Linked DNA regions of Mus musculus: region 1 is linked to region 2. Evidence: chromatin loops called from intact Hi-C (ENCODE). Cell type or tissue: gastrocnemius. All regions are shown on one strand. Links, peaks and the distances in the headings refer to the core of each region. The heading gives the core; the rest is flanking DNA.

Region 1 (8,332 bases), core at 11-8,010, 260 kb before region 2:
AGTGGTGGCACACGCCTTTGATCCCAGCACTTAGGAGGTAGAGGCAGGCAGATTTCGAGTTCGAGACCAACCTGGTCTACAGAGTGAGTTCCAGGACAGCCAGGGATGCACAGAGAAACCCTGTCTCAAAAAAACAAAACAAAACAAAACAACAACAACAAAAATGTTAGTCGAGTTAGACTAAACTTGGTGAGCGTCTGACCTGCGTGGCTTGAAGAGATCTTTTAAATGGTTTTGGTTTTCTTTCCTGAGTTTTATCGGGGGACCTAAGACAATGGGAATAACTGTAGCTCTGGGAGTTTACGCTGTCTTAAGTGGGGGTAAAACGGCTAGTAAACAGAAACTGATATCACTACAAGATCCCCTGATCACGTCCAGCCCCTTAGCCTCAGACCCTCTCTCTCTTCTCTCCAGCATAGACAGTGATCACCAAGACACTGACCTTCTATAGAGGATGCTGACAAAGCCTCCCCAGGTCCTCAGACAGGAGGCTGATGGCTCAGAGAAAATGCCTCCACATCTCTGTCAGGACTTCCCTTAGGGGAAACCCACACCAATTCCCAATCAATGGTTGGGAGAGGTTGTTGCCATGGGTGATAGCACTGAATGATCACAGAGCTCTAACAACTGCCTGTGTTGATATACTCTACCGTGATTCCTCCTGACCAGTCTTCTCCCACTGCCCCAGAGATGCTGACCCCACACACATCCCTCATCTCAGGTCCTGGAGACTTCCTCAGAGAACACACCGTTAATATACCTACCTACCACTCTATAAATGGACAAGTGTAGCTTATCTCTCCACTTAGAGTATAGCCCTCTCCTGCCCTGGAGGGCTGAGCATCCTACACACACATGAATTCCTAATTACACACCTGAGGGGACTACTTCTATATCTGTCCAGAAAGACTAATGGCAACTCTGTCTGCTCCTGACACAGGTGCAGAAGGGCAGCGGGCTCAGGCCCACAGTAGTGGTGCCAAACCATTTCTCTAAGGCTGTTTTGTTTTTTTTGTTTTTTTCTTTTTCTGGTAATGCAGCCAACCGCTCCCCTCATTCCTAGCCAGGAAACACAAGTCTTTTATCAACACCTGGGAGGAAAAGGGGGTTCAACCGCCCTGCAGACACAATCCGTGCATGTGATGCCAAAGTTCAGCCCTTAACTCAGCAACCTTAAGACTTTATTTTAAATGTTTAAGTGTTTCTCAAAAAGAGGAATTCATGGGGGGAGGGTGGCATAAGAAACAACGTTCAATGCAGCAGTCATTTTCAAAATACAGACCTACGAATAATCCTTTCCTTTTTAAATTTTGAGTAAAAATTAGATTTGATTTAGAAGGTTATAGAGACAATAGTTCAGCTTGCATCATGAGCCAAATATCATAAACACATCTATGCAAACTACATGTTTCCGTGGTGCTCAGGAGGTCGACTCCTTTCAAATACATTCAGGGGCAACCTGTTGCTTCACAGGCGAAGAAGTAAATTTTCACACTGCTGGTAAGCTGAGGCTCCACTAGAAAAGGTAGAGAAGGAACTGGGGAGATGGATTGTGGGTAAAAGCACTGACCACGCAAATTTAAGGACCTGCGTTCGGATCCCCAGTGCCCTTGTAAGAGGCCAGGCGTGGCTACTCACACCTGTAACCCCAGCACCGTGTGGGGTACAGGCAGCAAACTGCTGCAGCCTGCTGGCCAGCCAGTCTAGCAAAAACAGTGAGTTCCAGGACATTAGAGACCCTCCTCCTGCCTCTATATTTGCACACATGGGCACATGGACTCATACATACACCATGAACACACAAATAATAATAAAATAGCAAATTTTCATGAGTATAATCATCTTTTTGTTTGGTTTTATTTTCTTTAAAGTTTAATACAACATAATCCCCAGCTTCACTGAGGTGGCTGACCGCGTCCATGACAGAAGCCACCTCTAAACTGGAACTCAGTTGCTAAGCCAGCCCCAGCCTCAGCTTTCTTGTCAACTCCAGGGAGCACAGTACTCCTTCTGTAGGTGTCTCTGTCTGCCTCCCCTCTTGGGAATCTTGCAGGTCGCTCACCCTCTGGACCTTTAAGCTGAGGCCTGCCAGTCTGGGGATGGCTGCGGAGCAGGGTGGCGGGCACGATCTCCAGAGGGTGGTGCATGTAAGCTCGGAGAGAGTGTGGATGCCCTCATTTGTAAGGTACCAGTAGAAATGTCTCCAAGCAAACTGCTCCTTCACGTAGCCTCTAGACTTGAGAGCCTACATGGCCTTCATTACACGAAGGTTGGGCACATTCCTGTCTGCCAGCTCAGGGTGTTTGGGCATGTGGATCTTTTTGGGTGACCATCACGCCTTCCTTAAAAAGGAGTTCATAGATGGCAATCCAATTCTTCTTACACATTACCATCGCTGCAGCTGCCGAGTATAATCATCTTAAAAGACAGAGGATCCAGGACAATTTCTGCTGAGGGAAGATGCCACAGCCCTGATTGGATAATTACGTGAATTTCATTTGCTATCATATCCAGGGTCATTATGCCTTCTCCTAAATTCAGGCAGCTCTAATAGAAACACTACAAACCAGATGGCACAAGCAGCAGTTTATCTCATGAGTCTAGAGGCTGGGAAGTCCAGGAGCAAGGTGCCAGGAAATTATCCCCGGTGAGGGGCCAGCTTTTCGTTTCCAGATGGCCCTCATCCCACTAGATCAGTGGCTCTCAACCTGCGGGTTGTGACCCTTTTGGGACTAGAATGACCCTTTCACAGGGACTATCTAAAACCATTGGAAAACACAGATATTTACATTGTGATTCCGAACAGTAGCGAAATTACAGTCATGAAGCAGCAGCCAAAATACTGTTATGGCTGGGGGTCACCACGACATGAGGAACTGTATTAAAGGGTTGCAGCATTAGGAAGGTTGAGAACCACTGAGCTAGATTCTCCCTTGAGATCCCGCATGGGGGAGAGATTGCTTCATTCTTGTGTGTGTGTGTGTGTGTGTGTGTGTGTGTGTGTGTTCACATGAGTGTAACATGTGGAGGACATAGAACACCTTCCTTAAGTCTGTTCTCTCACTCCATCTTTACATGGGTCCCAGGGATTGAATGCAGGTCTCTCTCCTGGCTTGATTCATCTCAGCCAGCCCCTCTCTGTCTCTAATAAGGGCACTAGTCTCATTCCTAAGGGCTCCACTCTTATGAACTGACTAACTCCTGAAGTCCTCACTGCTGGGATTTATGAAACACAGAGTAAGACAGCGGGTACCTCAGTGGCCCCTGTCAAAGTGTCTCCCAGCAATCAAGCCACAGTGACAAGCCTAGTACAAAGGGAAGTTTATTGGGGGAAGGGAGCCAGGGAGGGGAGCAGGGACCAGGAAAAGAGTAGAGACAGAGAAAGGGGAGCAGAGAAGGACAGAAAAGAGAGGAGAGGGGAGAGGAAGAGGCCAGACTGGGAACAGTGGGAGAGGGAGAGATGGAGATGGGGAGGGGAGGGAAGAGAGGGAGGGAAGGAGAGGGAGTGGGAGGGAAAACGGTGCTGTAGAACGTTTGTGGAGTACAGCTGAGATGGAAATCTGCTTTGACCTCCTTAATAGAAGTCTAGTATGATGGAGACCCAGAAGGAACTGCTCTTAACTGCTAGGTCTTTAGATTTGCACCACCAAGATCTCACCAGGTAACAGGTGGCAGGACATCAGAAGAAAGTGTCAGATGGCCTGTAGGACATGGTGTCGTAAGGACAGATAGCTCCTATGTCTCATATCCAGGTTCCACACTGGGGTAGAAATCTGAAGAATGTCATATCTCCTGGAGTCACTCAAGCAGAAAAGGGAAGTCACTGAATGGATTGGTTGTAATCATTAGACTGGGATGGAATGACAAGGTGGAGGATAAAAAAGAAAAGCAGCGCCCTCTAGAGACAAAAGAGGGAAGCTCATATTTTCTCTGTGCGCTTCCGCTAAGGTTAATGACACATGAGCTTGTGAGTACTCAGGTCCACCCATCCACGTGCCTCTATGTACACAAATACACGGACACACACACACACACACAATCATACGCACACAGGCACACACACACGGGCACACACGAGCACACACTGAAGACAAGGGCAATGCAGAAAAGGGGCTTCATTAGCAGCACCAGCCTGGTCTTAGATTGTAGGGTAGAGCGCAGATGCCAGGTTCTTGGGAGAAAATTCAGTCATATACCCAGGAGAGATGCAGCAAACCGAATCCATCAGACGTGCCAACTGCATGCTTTAACTTGCAAAGTAGCATAGTGGCTTCCTGAACTAGCCAGAGTTGAAGTTCTACTTGTCACCACTTGGGGTCAGCATTTCCACCTTAAAAGGCTTCCAGGTTGTGAGCCTGAAGGCAAAAAAATCTGGTGACTTACACAGTGATGAAATGACTTTAGGGGGTTCCAGCACCCCCTTTTTTGTTTTTATGTTCCCTGACTCACGGTCTGTTTGTGTTTTCCCGTGTGCAGAAATTATCCATTTTACTTGCAAAGGCTGACACTAGGCTTTAGAAAAAATAAGTTGAAAATTTCATACATGTGTATAATGTATTTTAGTGGCTTTCACCTGGCATCAATTTGGCCAACATGTTTGTGTGTGTGTGTGTGTGTGTGTGTGTGTGTGTGTGTGTGTGTGTGCTTTTGTGTGTGCTTTTGTGTGGAAGCCATAGGGCAAGCTTCAAATCTCATCACTCTCTTGCTCATACTTTACCAAGTGGAGTAGGCTGGGTCTGTATCATTACCCAACACTGGAATTAGAAGCACATTTTATGTGTTGTGGGACTCTAACTCGGGTCCCCCTACCTGCAAGACCATCAACTGAGCTGTCTCCCGAGTCCTTAATGTACACATGGTATCCTGTAACTCAGGTGTCAGGTCCTGTAGAGCTTTGGGGATTCCAGATGCCACATAAGGCTTGGGAGTGTCCACTCTGTAGGAAAAGGAGCTTGCCCTAGTGTTCCTCCTGGCTTTAGCAGCTGGGCAAGCGTGGGTAAGATATTTTCTCTTCCAGCTGCAAAGCCTCACACATACAACATGCATAGCAAACACTTCCCTCTACCTGACTTTGAAAATTAAAGGCATTGTGCTATGGGATAGGCAGAATGGTGATTAAACATTTGTTCAAATCTGTGGAACAACATGTGTGCAACACAAGTGGACCCTAGTGCAGGCAGTGGGCTTTGATATGTCTCTGCGGGTTCGCCTGCTCAGCAACCCAGTGCTTTCATGGGGGCTTTGGTAATGGGAAGAGTCTGTGTGTCTTGGTAAATGTACAACATCTCCTTACTTCCCTCTTAATTCTGCTATAAACTATGAAACTGCTCTTTAAATTCTGTCACTTAAAATGTTAATGATGTTACTTGTACTCATTGCTGTGTTTTATAAAAAAAGAAGCCAGGGATATGTATGGTAGAGGCAAGGTATTGTGTGAGGGAAGGGGCATCCCTTCCCCCCCCGCCCCCCCCCCCCAGGGACCAGCCACAGGACTGTATAGTATAGAAGAGAGTTTATTTAGGTAATGAGGAAAGGAGTTGAAGGGGTAGATGATACAGAGAGAGAGAGAGAGAAAGAGAGAGAGAGAGAGAGAGAGAGAGAGAGAAGGAGGAAGAAGGAGGAGGAGGAAGAGGAGGAGGAGAAGGAGGAGGGAGGCCAGCCATGAGCATATGGGGGGGGGGGGAGATGGAGAGAGAAGGGACAGAGAGGAAAGAGAGGAAGGGAGAAAGAGGAGAGAGGAGGGGGCAAGCAGCCCCTTTTATAGTGAATCAGGCACACCTGACTGTTGCCAGGTAACTGTGCGGCAGAGCCTAGAAGAAATGCCAACACTTAAGGAACTCTAATGGAAGGCTTGTCTGTGTAGGTAGGGGCTCCTCTTGCTTCCTGATCATCCATCTCTGGATCACACAAATAACAGGAGGTTCAAGTCCAGGCTCCACCATTTTCCTGACATCTTGGTGACAGGAAATTTTCTTAAATCTTCTCCAGGTGCCTATTTATTTATTTATTTATTTATTTTTCTTTTTTCTTGTATTGTTTTCCAAGGCAGGGTTTCTTTGTGTAGCCCTGGCCGTGCTGGGATTTGTTTAATTTTTATAGACGTTGATGATCTGCTCACTGCTCTTTGAGGAAAATATCAGCTGACAGTTATCCACCGCCAGACAGATTCGTTTCCTTCCACGGTTAGCAGCTGCTGGGGTTTCTGCATAACGTAACATGTAGAAAATGACACTGTAGTGGGATTTTTGGCTTGCCTTCCCTGGGTGTGTGGGTGTCACTTCTTGCGTTTGTTAAGATTATTTTTGTTGAATATTTTGTGGGGTTTTTGTGTCTTGTAGGACTTATTTGGGGAAAGCCTTTATTGTTGATATGAGAGAACCGCTGGACACATCTGGAAGAGTCCAGCTTAGAGAGAGAGAAAGAAGTGGACGGAACGTTGGAAGCAAACAGGACATGGCCAGGGCTATCTGCAATAGAGGGAGAGCAGCAGGGAGTGGAGACTAGAGAAAACGCAGTGGGAGCAGAGCTTATGGAGGAGGGCAGGGCTAAGGAGAGAGTGAGTAGCTGAGAAGAGGGAAGCCCAGGAACTGGGGGGGGTTAGGGGAGGGGAGAAGGATTAGGATGGACTCTGAGGTGTGTAACAGGTGTGGCTGATACGGAGGGAGCCTGGAAGCCAGCATGAGCTTTGTTATGGTAATAGTTGCCACAGGTGTCCCTGCTCCTGCTAGAGGTAAGGGAAACGCCTCCTTTTGGTGGATGGGAACCGGTTTCAAATGTTCCTGAGGAATGCTGGCTTTTATCTATGTGCCAGAAATCCTTATCGTGCAGGTTGAGCTCATTTGTGGATAGCTGGACTGCTTTTTCAAGCTTGAGGAATTAGAGTTTCCTTTGGACCTGACGACAGTAACAAAATGCGCTCTTCTTCCTGTGTTTTTGGTTGCTAACCTTTGCTCCAAAGCGTTCTCTGCCTCGTGTGTGTGTGTGTGTGTGTGTGTGTGTGTGTGTGTGTGTGTGTGTGTGTGTGTTAGCTTTCCTTCTAGGCCTGACTCACTATAAAAGGGGCTGTTTGCCCACTTCTCACTCTTAGTCTCCTATCCTGTCCTCTCCTCATTCCTCTTCCCCCACCCTCTCCACTTGTTCCGCCCACCACCACCCCTCTCCCTTTGCCTCTACCCCCTCAACTCCCCTCCCCATGTCCTAAATAAACTCTAGTCTATATGCTTCCTATGACTGGCACCTCAGTGTGGGCCCGCAGAGGCACCCCCCTTCCACCTCACCATACTGTGCCTCTACCAAACAAATCCTGGCTCTTCCTTTCTTTTTTATAAAACACAACAATGTGTGCATGCATTGAAACACACGCACATGTGCATGCACACACAGGTACACACACACAAGCACACATGCACAACTTATTTCTTTTAAATGTATGTGGGTTGTCTACCTTATATGGCTGATGTGAAGACTGTTTTATATATACACACATATAATACACACTCACAGGTGTACACACGTATACACACACACGTGCATGCACACACATATACACAGCAGAAGTCAACATCAGATGGCTTCCTCTATCACTGTATTTTTTGAGACAGGTCTCTCATTGAGACTGGACACTATTTCAGCTGACTATCTGGCCAGCAAGCCTCTGACATCCTCCTGTCTATGCCTCCCCTCCCCCGACCAGCGCTGGGGTTATAGGTGCACACGTTTTGGGGTCTAAACTCAGGCCTTCCTGCTTCCACAGTAAGCGCTCTAACCCTTTACACCATGTCCCTAGCCCTTCTTTGGCTAGCAGTGACACTTTAGGGACATTTTATGGTGCCTAGGCTTTCTATCACATGCAATCCTTTTCCATTCAGAGATTATAAACAGGAGCAGAAATCTTACATTACTTCTTGGGGTTTTTTTATGGTTTTATTTTCATATTTAAATCGTCAACCCCCTGAAATCTATTTTTACGGATGAAATATGATATTGGACCAAAGTTTCTCTTCTTTCAATAGCTTCTGAGTTGTCCTAGAGTCTTTTATCAAAGAATCTGTATTTTCTCCCCTGACCTGAAACCTCCTTAGATTGGAAAGAATCCGCATGGGGCAATGGCTTCTAAATTTGGCAGCAGAAAGCTCTGTGGGCTCAGAACTTCAGCTGAGCTTGTAGCCCCGTTTGTGCCTCTGTTGTTTGGAAAAAGGAGAGACAAATGTACATTGAACCGAAGCTACATTTCAATAAATAGCTGCGTGGGAGAGTGGAAAGAACAGGCCCCCAAATCAGAAAGCCCCTCCCCCTATTCTCCCGTTCAGTCATTGTGAGCAAGACACACAAC
Region 2 (8,332 bases), core at 109-8,108:
ATACCCAACACAAGCGGTGTGTGCTAGCACAACCAGATCATGGAATTCTTGTGGCTACAGACCCTTACCTGCTCTTTGACCAATCCTAGCAAAACAATTTTTTGTAAGTATTTTAGACTTGGGGGCTCAAAAATTATTTATACCGGATGACATTTTTTCTTTTTCTTCTTTATTTATAGATTTATTTAGACATCGGGTTTCTCTGTGCAGTCCTGGCTGTCCTGGAAGTCACTCTGTAGGCCAGTCTGGCCCTGAACACTTGCCTCTGCCTCCCAAGTGCTGGGATTAAGGCTGTCACGCCCAACCCATGATGACATTTTTCCAACCCCGTTCTTGTTGTTTTCCTCTCAACATTATTCCTCTTTTCCCTCCTTCCCTGTATCCTTCCCGAATTGACTGAAGCACAGTTGGGCATCACCTGGGTTGGTGTCAGGTCCTGCCAACATTCCTGCCTTCCTATCCCTTTTATGAAATCACAGAAATATTTTACAGGCAGCTATTTTTGTGGTGTCTTTTGGAGATTCAAGGTATAACGGTAACAAGCATAAGTAAGCTCTGGGGGACTCGCCACAGAGGAAAGCTCCTTAAATATCTTGATCACCAACTATGAAGTATGAGGGGTCCTTTGCTCCAGCTGGTGCTCCCATGCAATGTTCCTCTACACCACCGATGTAGGCCAGGGTTCTCAGTCCTCCTGATGGCTGAAGAAAATGGGTCCTCAATTTGACTCCTGATGTTTTGACCTACAGACATCTTTGTGAACCTTACCAACTCATCTTTGTTTTCAGTTTGGGCTAAGCCCTGATCTTGACCCAATAAGCACCTGTCTGCCCAACTCTTTCTCATTTAGTCCAACCCAGCTGCTACCCCAAACCGTCACCTTCCTGGTCTTCAGTAAGCAGCTCGCAGCAGAGCATTCCTTGTGCTGGTGGCTGCTGTGGGATGGAGTCTAAGCTGAGGAGATTGAAATGTAGGTGGACATCAATGAGCATTGAGTAACAAGGGGGGGGGGATGCTGTCCTATCTCGAAGGAGCATCCCTCCCTCGCTACAAAGAGACCACCAGAACCTTCTGAGAGCATCCTCAGACTTCGCCCTAGGTTCACGGATGAGGTTGGACCATCTTTCTCTCGGCAGGAAGGAGCCACACTCAAATTCAGCTTCTTGTAAAAGATATTGGTGGGACAGGGGCAGTAGCTTCCCAGGGCCTTCTGGCAGGAAGATAGCTTTCCCAGATAACTCCAAGTTGCGGTCATCTAACCTGCACTCCAGCATGCCCAGCCCGGTCTGGGGCCTCACCCTTTGCTTCACTTCTTTCATACTTGCTCTGTGAGAAGGAAAAGTGTCCCCGCATAGCATCTGGTGCCTGCACTCCGCTATGTGGGAAGAACAGGGAAGAAGGTCCCCTTTTCTCAGAAAATCCTACCCCTTAACCGGTATCTCGAATTTCTGGAAGGTCAGCTGGCTTTCTTTGTATTTAAGATCTTGGGAAGGATGGAAAAAAAAAACGTATTTTGATATTCAGATATTGAATACCTAATACATGCCAGGAGGAGAATAAACAGACCAAAATATCTATATTGGGCAACACTAAGAATTATGAGGAAGAATGAAGCAGGGTAAAGGCACAGAGAGCTCGGAACTCGGTGGGTCGGGGCTATTATTTTAGTTAGGACCTTCTAGGCCCAGCATCTTTAATCATGTGTCATTCACATAGAGTCCCGAGGGTAGTGAGGGATGCAGTATGGATATGAGAGGAGCTTTCAAGGCAGGTAAATAACTGTAAAGCCCTGGGCCCTGTAAGTAAGGAGCAGGGGGCGGGGCGGGGGGTGGGGGTGGGGTTAGGTGGCAGAGGAGGAAAACAGAAGAAATGAGAGAGCGCACGCAAAAGAGTGCGCACAGCTAAGTGGGCGGGTCATGCAGGACCCGGGAAAAGCTGAAAAGACTTTGCTTTCCTCATAAGCGAACCAGGAAACCCTTAGACGGGGTTAAGCGAGAGAAAAGTCTTTGCTTTTTACAGGATTGCTCCGAGTGCCCAGTGAATTTGGGGATGGGGGTAGGGTTGGGGGGAAGGCCTGGCAACGATGCAGGCGAGAGTCTGTGTCTGTGTTGGCTTACACCAGGGCGGCACCGTGAAAGTACAGAAACGTGAGTCTGATGGCAGGCAGTCTTAAAGCGGAACCTACAGACATGTGCAGAACTAGGCATGAGGTATGAGAATGACACAGAAGCTAACCTGGCACCAACAGGATCAGGCTGGAGAACCAGGAAAATGGAACCAGCACTGCTAGTTCTTTCTGCCAGTGAGCGTTCTGTTTCTAGAAAGCGTGGGCGCATGCGCAGAGAGAGCATTGTGGGAAATGGTAACAGTCATTTTTCCCAGGACAGAAGATTTCATGCGGTGTTTATTTTTTCCCTTCTTGTTTCTGTATTAAGGTTCTGGGTGGTGGTGGTGTTGTATTTGCTCAGGTTTTTTAAAGGTAAAGTTTTATAGGTGTTCTGAGGGCTTTGCTGATTTTGTTTTCCAAGACAGGGTCTCACTAGGCAGCTCAGGCTGGCCTCATCTCTCAAACGACGAGATTACAGTCCGTGCCTTATAATGAACAGCTGTCGGTAGACGATTTATATCCTGGGGGGAGGGGGCGGGGGGGGGGTGAACCCAAGGCCAACAAAATCAGTTAAAGAGCCACGGAGAAATAGAACGGAGAGAACTGGAGAGGGCAGAGAGGACCTGGTCCCGGAGAGCTGGGCGATACACAGAGAGATGGGAGAGTTGGAAGCAGTAGGCTCCGGGTGGCAGGGCCCTGAGAAAACGTAAAGGTGAAGGAGAAAGTCATGGTACAGGGCAGACAGTAAGGATAGCGAGATGGATGAATCAGGAAGGGGTGAGAATGGGAACTGGGAGCGGGGGGTGGAGGAAGAGGGGCAAGCACACAGCAGCAACTGGTTGAGGAGTGTGCACTAGTTTGAGAAGGAACAGGAAGATGTGAGAGAACAGAGGGGTCGGTAGCTGACTGTGCAGGAACGAAAACTGGAGAGACAGACGTGAGGAGTAATATGGAGACCACAGTGTGAGGAGACACTTTTTTAGACAAGGACAACAACAACAAGACACAGCGAACACAGGTGGGGGTTCTGATACCCACACTTCCCTGCTCTGTGGATGCTCAACTCCCCAGCCTTACTTTCCTTATCTATAGAATACAAACAATAAAGACTGTCCCACAGATTTGGGTGTGTGTGTGTGCGCGTGGGTGTGTGTGTGTGCGCGTGCGTGCGTGCGTCGCATTGCGCTCCTGAGAGTCAGGACAAAGCACAGGCTTGGCGCTGTCCTTAGGTGCCCTCCATCCTCTTCTGAGAGACCGTCTGAGACAGTCTCTAATTGGCCTGGAATTTGCCAAGTAGACGAGGCCAGATCACCAGGGTCCTGCCTCTCTGGGGTACCAGTATTACACATGCACGCCACCACATCTGGCTTTTTGACCTGGGTTCTGGAATCAAACTCAGGTCTCTCACGCGTGCATGGCAAACGCTTTCGCCACCAGGCTAGCTTTCCGGCCCTCACTTATGAGCATCGACTAACGGGATCCATTCTGATGATCTAGTGGATCACTGAGCAGCCAGGAGGCACTCTGTCAATGCTAGGTATTATACATAGTGAGCTGCTCAACTCCAAGAAAGGAGGAAGGTTTAACAATGAAATTATCATCTTCCAAGCCAGACATGAGGGTGCATCCCACGATCTTAACATCAGGGGAGTCCAGAGTTCCAGGCCAAAGCTGAGTTACAGGGAAAGACCCTGCCTCAAAATGAAACAAAACACACACACACATGGGTACACACACACACACACACACACACACACAGGCATACACAGGCACACACGAATCCCTTTCCCATCCAGCTCTCATCCAGTGCCTTTAATTAACAGGTGGTTTGTGGGAGAGTAAAACTATAAAATAAGAGACACAAATCCAACCTGCTGCGAAGACTGGCTCACTGCTGAATCTTCTTCTCCACTCAGGATGAAAAATGAAAGACCTTCATCCAGCAAGACTTCAGTCTGTGGGTTAAACAGTAGCAGATCAGCAGTTAATGTCGTAAGGGATGCACACTGCCTGCATGCAAGGGAAGGAACAATTTTCCATAATGTGGCAGATGGCAGCTTAGTGGCAAGTAGAAAACAACACAGCAGGTATTTTATCAGCTCATTTACACTTGGCTTTCATTCATAGCTTACCTTTCACCTTTCACCTTTTTTTTTTTTTTAACTCTAGTGAGGACCAAAATAGAACAAAGCCAATCTCCTCTGCTCTCACACTAACCTGAGTAGTTAGAGGATTATTTCTCATTTTAATCAAAACGCTGGCTCTGACCACTGTTCTCCATGTTCAAGTGTTCTTGTGGACACCTGCTCTCACATACCCACACACTTTGCCATCCTATCCCACAATCTTGGGTGGCATAATCTTCATTACAGACTCATCCATAAATAAGTCCTCTTTTATTGCCTTCTATGCTGCAGACTCAAATTCTTTTAAATAAAAAAAAACCACTTCTTTCTCATGCATATAAAACTGCCTTAAGAGAAATTTAGAGGAGACTCCATTCCACAAAAAAGCAAAAGTCACATTAGGAATCACACAATTTCAAAACATAAAATGTGAGCATGCACCTAATATTTTGTTTCTATCTGGAGTCTAGCTGGCGTTTGCACATACAAACTGCCTGTTGTCTCTGGTGTGTAGTTAGTATGGGAATTCTTATTTTATGTACTTAATTCATTTTTATATTCATGTATGAGTGTGTGCCTATGTGAGTTTGTGTGCACCACATGTGTGAAGGGTCCCTGTGCTTTAACATCTGCAAAGCTAAAGTCCCCCAGACTTAGGGCAAAATGACCAGCTCCCAGCAGTGTCTGCCTTTCTCTATTCATAGATCCCACGGATAACTGGATGGAAGCTACCTCTTCCATATTCTTTTACTGGAAATGATATGAACAATTTGCATGTCTGTCTTGTTTTTAAAAAAAAAAAAACCCAGCAACCTGCAATTTTATTTCATTTCTCTTCTTTTCTTTTCTTTTTTTCCTCTTTCTTTCTTTCTTTCTTTCTTTCTTTCTTTCTTTCTTTCTTTGTCTTTGCCTAGCAAGGGATTAGAGTGGGGCTTTGTGTCATGGACTCACAGGTGAAAAGCGTCTCAAAGGGGGTAAGAGACCCATCAGCCTGAGTAACTGAGCCGGTAAACTGGAGAGGAGGAGAACCACGCTCTTAAGGCAGACATTTTTGGTTTTAATTAATTCATTAATTTCCTTATGGTTTTGTTACTGCAACCTAACCTACTCTCACACAGCTACTACCCCTCTCACACAGCTACTCCCCCTCTCACACAGCTATTCCCACAAATCTGAGTCATTTCAAACCTGCAACTGCAGATTTGAATCTGAGAACTGTAGCACCAAGCCCGAAAGTTTGGGAGCGTCTCGAATGCTGTTAGAATAATTAACTGGGAGGTTCTTGGGTGATTGCAGAGTCCTCAGTTCCTATGTAAGCAGACTGAAACCCAGGTCAGTGTGGTGAGTGAGGCCTATGCCAGGAACACAAACTGCCAGCTACCTCCCAACACTGACTTTACAGGCACTGCCCCACTTTGCTGAGTCAGATAGTTTCTCTGCCTTACTTCATCAGGCATGCCATGATCCAGTTCCCCTCATGCTTCCCTGGTGGACCCCTAACCACCTGCCATCTGGAGATGCCCAATTCACGAGCTGCTATCAGCTCACAAAAAACTGAATTTTGGTGTCAACCACACAGTTCCACAGTTTAGCCAAAAGCCATCGAGTTGTAAGCTAAAAAAGCTAATTTTTGTTGTGTAAGGTATACCTCCATAAAGATGTTTTCAAAAAGTATTTTTTTAAAAAGTTCCTCACCTTAGACCATCGATAAGTCTTTGTATCAGTGAGTGGCTCAGCTGAGGACTTTTCACCTTGACTGATCTGAAACACAAAATTTTACAGAAAACCAGCTTTAAAAATTCCTCAAATTTTTAATGGTATGTTTACACACACACACACACACATACACACACACACACACACACACACACACATTTATCTTTCCTGAGATGTCATATATAATAATACTATAGCCAGACTGACTTCTCTTGGGTTAGGTTATATATCATGGAGGGAGGGGGGAGGAAGGGGAGGAGGAGGAGGAGGGGGAGGAGGAGGGGGAGGGGGAGGGGGAGGGGTGGCATGATGGCCAGTCTTATATCAACTTAACCTAAGCTAGAGTCATTGGAGAAGAGGAAGCCTCAGCTGAGAAATCGCTTCCACAAGATCTGGCTGTCAGCAAAGATGTAGGTAATTTTCTTAATTAGTGATTGATGGGGGAGGGCCCAGCCCATTGGGGGTGGTGACACCCCCTGGGCGGGTGTTCCTGGGTGCTATAAGAAAGCAGGCTGAGCAAGCCATGGAAGCAAGCCAGTGAGCAGCACCCCTCCACAGCCTCTGCATCAGCTCCTGCCTCCAGGTCCCTGCCCTGCTTTAGTTCCTGCCTTGCCTTCTTTCAATGATGAACATTGATAGACAAGTGTGAGCCCAATAAAGCCCCTGCTTCCCAACTCATCATGGTATTTCATCACAGCAACTGAAACTCTCACTACAATAGGGCATTAAGACTTAAAAAGGAGCTAGAAGAAAAGAAAAACAACAAAGCAGGCTAGAAGGTGAAGCTTTTTAAAACTGAAGTATATTAAGAAAACCTCAGCTATTTCTTAACATTACAAAAAAAAGTTTTTTGATCCACATTCGACTTAAAACACTTATTCTGAAAACAGAAGAAAACCATTAAAAGCATTACCTTAGCATTTTTCAGTTTTTCTCTTACTTTGCCTCTCAGTGTCTCTGTTATGTTTCGATTTTCTTCTGCATTTAAACCAAGACGTCAGCATTACATAGAGTCCACATCATTTTACTCTCATTAATCAGCAGGGACCGTGAAAGCACTCACTGTGTATCTTAGCTGCAACTGTGCCTAGCCATCACGGTGAGCAGAGAGAAAGGGCCACAGGCTCAGGAGCACTCAGCAGCCTGCGCCTCTTCCCCCTTCTCATCCGGAAAAAGAAGTTTTATCTATGGCAAAATGTGCTCCTTTTGCAACCTCCTGTCTATCCTGTGTCCCCTTCCCTTGCTGCTTTATCGGGTATCAGCCAGATAGACAAGGAAAGCATGAAACAGCTCAGACAAATGACTTCTGATGCTGTTTTCTTGTTAGAAAAAAAAAATTCCTTGTGAACCATCTAGAATACCCAGGGACATGATCTAATAACAAAGCCACATTGTGTCGTGGTTGTTCATGATGATGATGTTAAAGTGGAAGAATGGAATTGGAATTGTACGCTCTGTATGTATTTATTACTTCCTGCTACTCACAGGATGGAGTGAGAAAGACAGTTGTACAGTTCTGAATACGATTTTTAAAAAGGAAGGTGAATTGGTTGTGTTCTCTTGAGTTGGCCCTTTCCTCCTGCACCTGTTGAGGACTTGTAAGTCGTTCTGGCAGGGATAAGGAGTAAGACTAGAGCTAAGTCACAAGAGGACCTCTGAAGCAGGTTCTGCATGGACACATACCGAAGGTCTAACCCACTCTCAGGCACCAGTGAATGCCCTGTGTGTGTGCAGTTAATGATGGAGAGAGCGAAACATTATGAGTTCAATCTCTATGTATTTTCCTTGGGCCCGTCTTATATCATGTAGGAAGCCTAGTTTATGTTTATGCTGTAGGATGCTGAAGCGCAGGGAAGGGAAGCAATCGCTACATCCTTAAAAACTAAAACCCAAGGATATCAGAGGCGTGGCACGCTACAGGAGAACCTTTTGACAGATGCCTGTCCACCATTTCTTCTGTGCTGCTGTTTGCTGCTTCTGACATCTGTGGGGGGGAAGCAGGGAAGGTTAGGAGGCATCTGGAAGTTACAGAACAGCTTGTCTTAACGTCAGTCAGTCTGAGCATCATCGCCTATAAAATATCCACTCATACTCTTCTGTCTGTCTGCTCAAAGTTGAGTTATTTTCTAATTATATATGATTGATTTTTTAAATGAAGCCATTGCCACCTGAAATCTAAAAACAAACAAACAAACAAACAAACAAACAAACCAAGAACAAAGCCCTTTAAATGACAAATCTGCCTGAGACTTAGTTCTTTCTGCTTGTTTACTCCTTGCTTCCTGAACCTTCTGGAAAAGTCCGGGGAAGTTAAACACGGCCAGCATCCCACAGGTGTCATTGCTTGAGGGATTTCTCTGCAGTACCTGACCATGCAAACACC

What was found. Hi-C counts contacts between places; a loop is a spot of excess contacts. Peaks named below come from ENCODE experiments on the same cell type or tissue, not always from the same donor. Only the 100,000 strongest peaks of a DNase experiment are listed, where the experiment ranks them.
Region 1: it touches region 2 in a loop (3-fold over the local background); 20 of 42 quality-filtered maps call a loop at or near these places.

The regions. Positions count from the first base shown.
Region 1 is chr19:41,012,102-41,020,433 of GRCm38, reverse strand. It overlaps the pseudogene Gm4269. Among named protein-coding and RNA genes, the nearest start is that of C330026H20Rik, 4.6 kb to the right of the region's middle. In gastrocnemius, for the core only: CTCF peaks have their summits at 3,885 (motif pointing left) and 4,309 (motif pointing right); DNase peaks (open chromatin) are centred at 3,945 and 4,290; H3K4me3 peaks cover 311 bases.
Region 2 is chr19:40,756,082-40,764,413 of GRCm38, reverse strand. Cc2d2b (coiled-coil and C2 domain containing 2B) reads right to left here. Exons shown (of 35, transcript NM_001376940.1): 3 at 7,876-7,933; 4 at 6,863-6,927; 5 at 5,929-5,994; 6 at 3,979-4,062. Among named protein-coding and RNA genes, the nearest start is that of Cc2d2b, 11 kb to the right of the region's middle. In gastrocnemius, for the core only: no CTCF peak of the experiment used is centred there; a DNase peak (open chromatin) is centred at 4,143; H3K4me3 peaks cover 1,044 bases.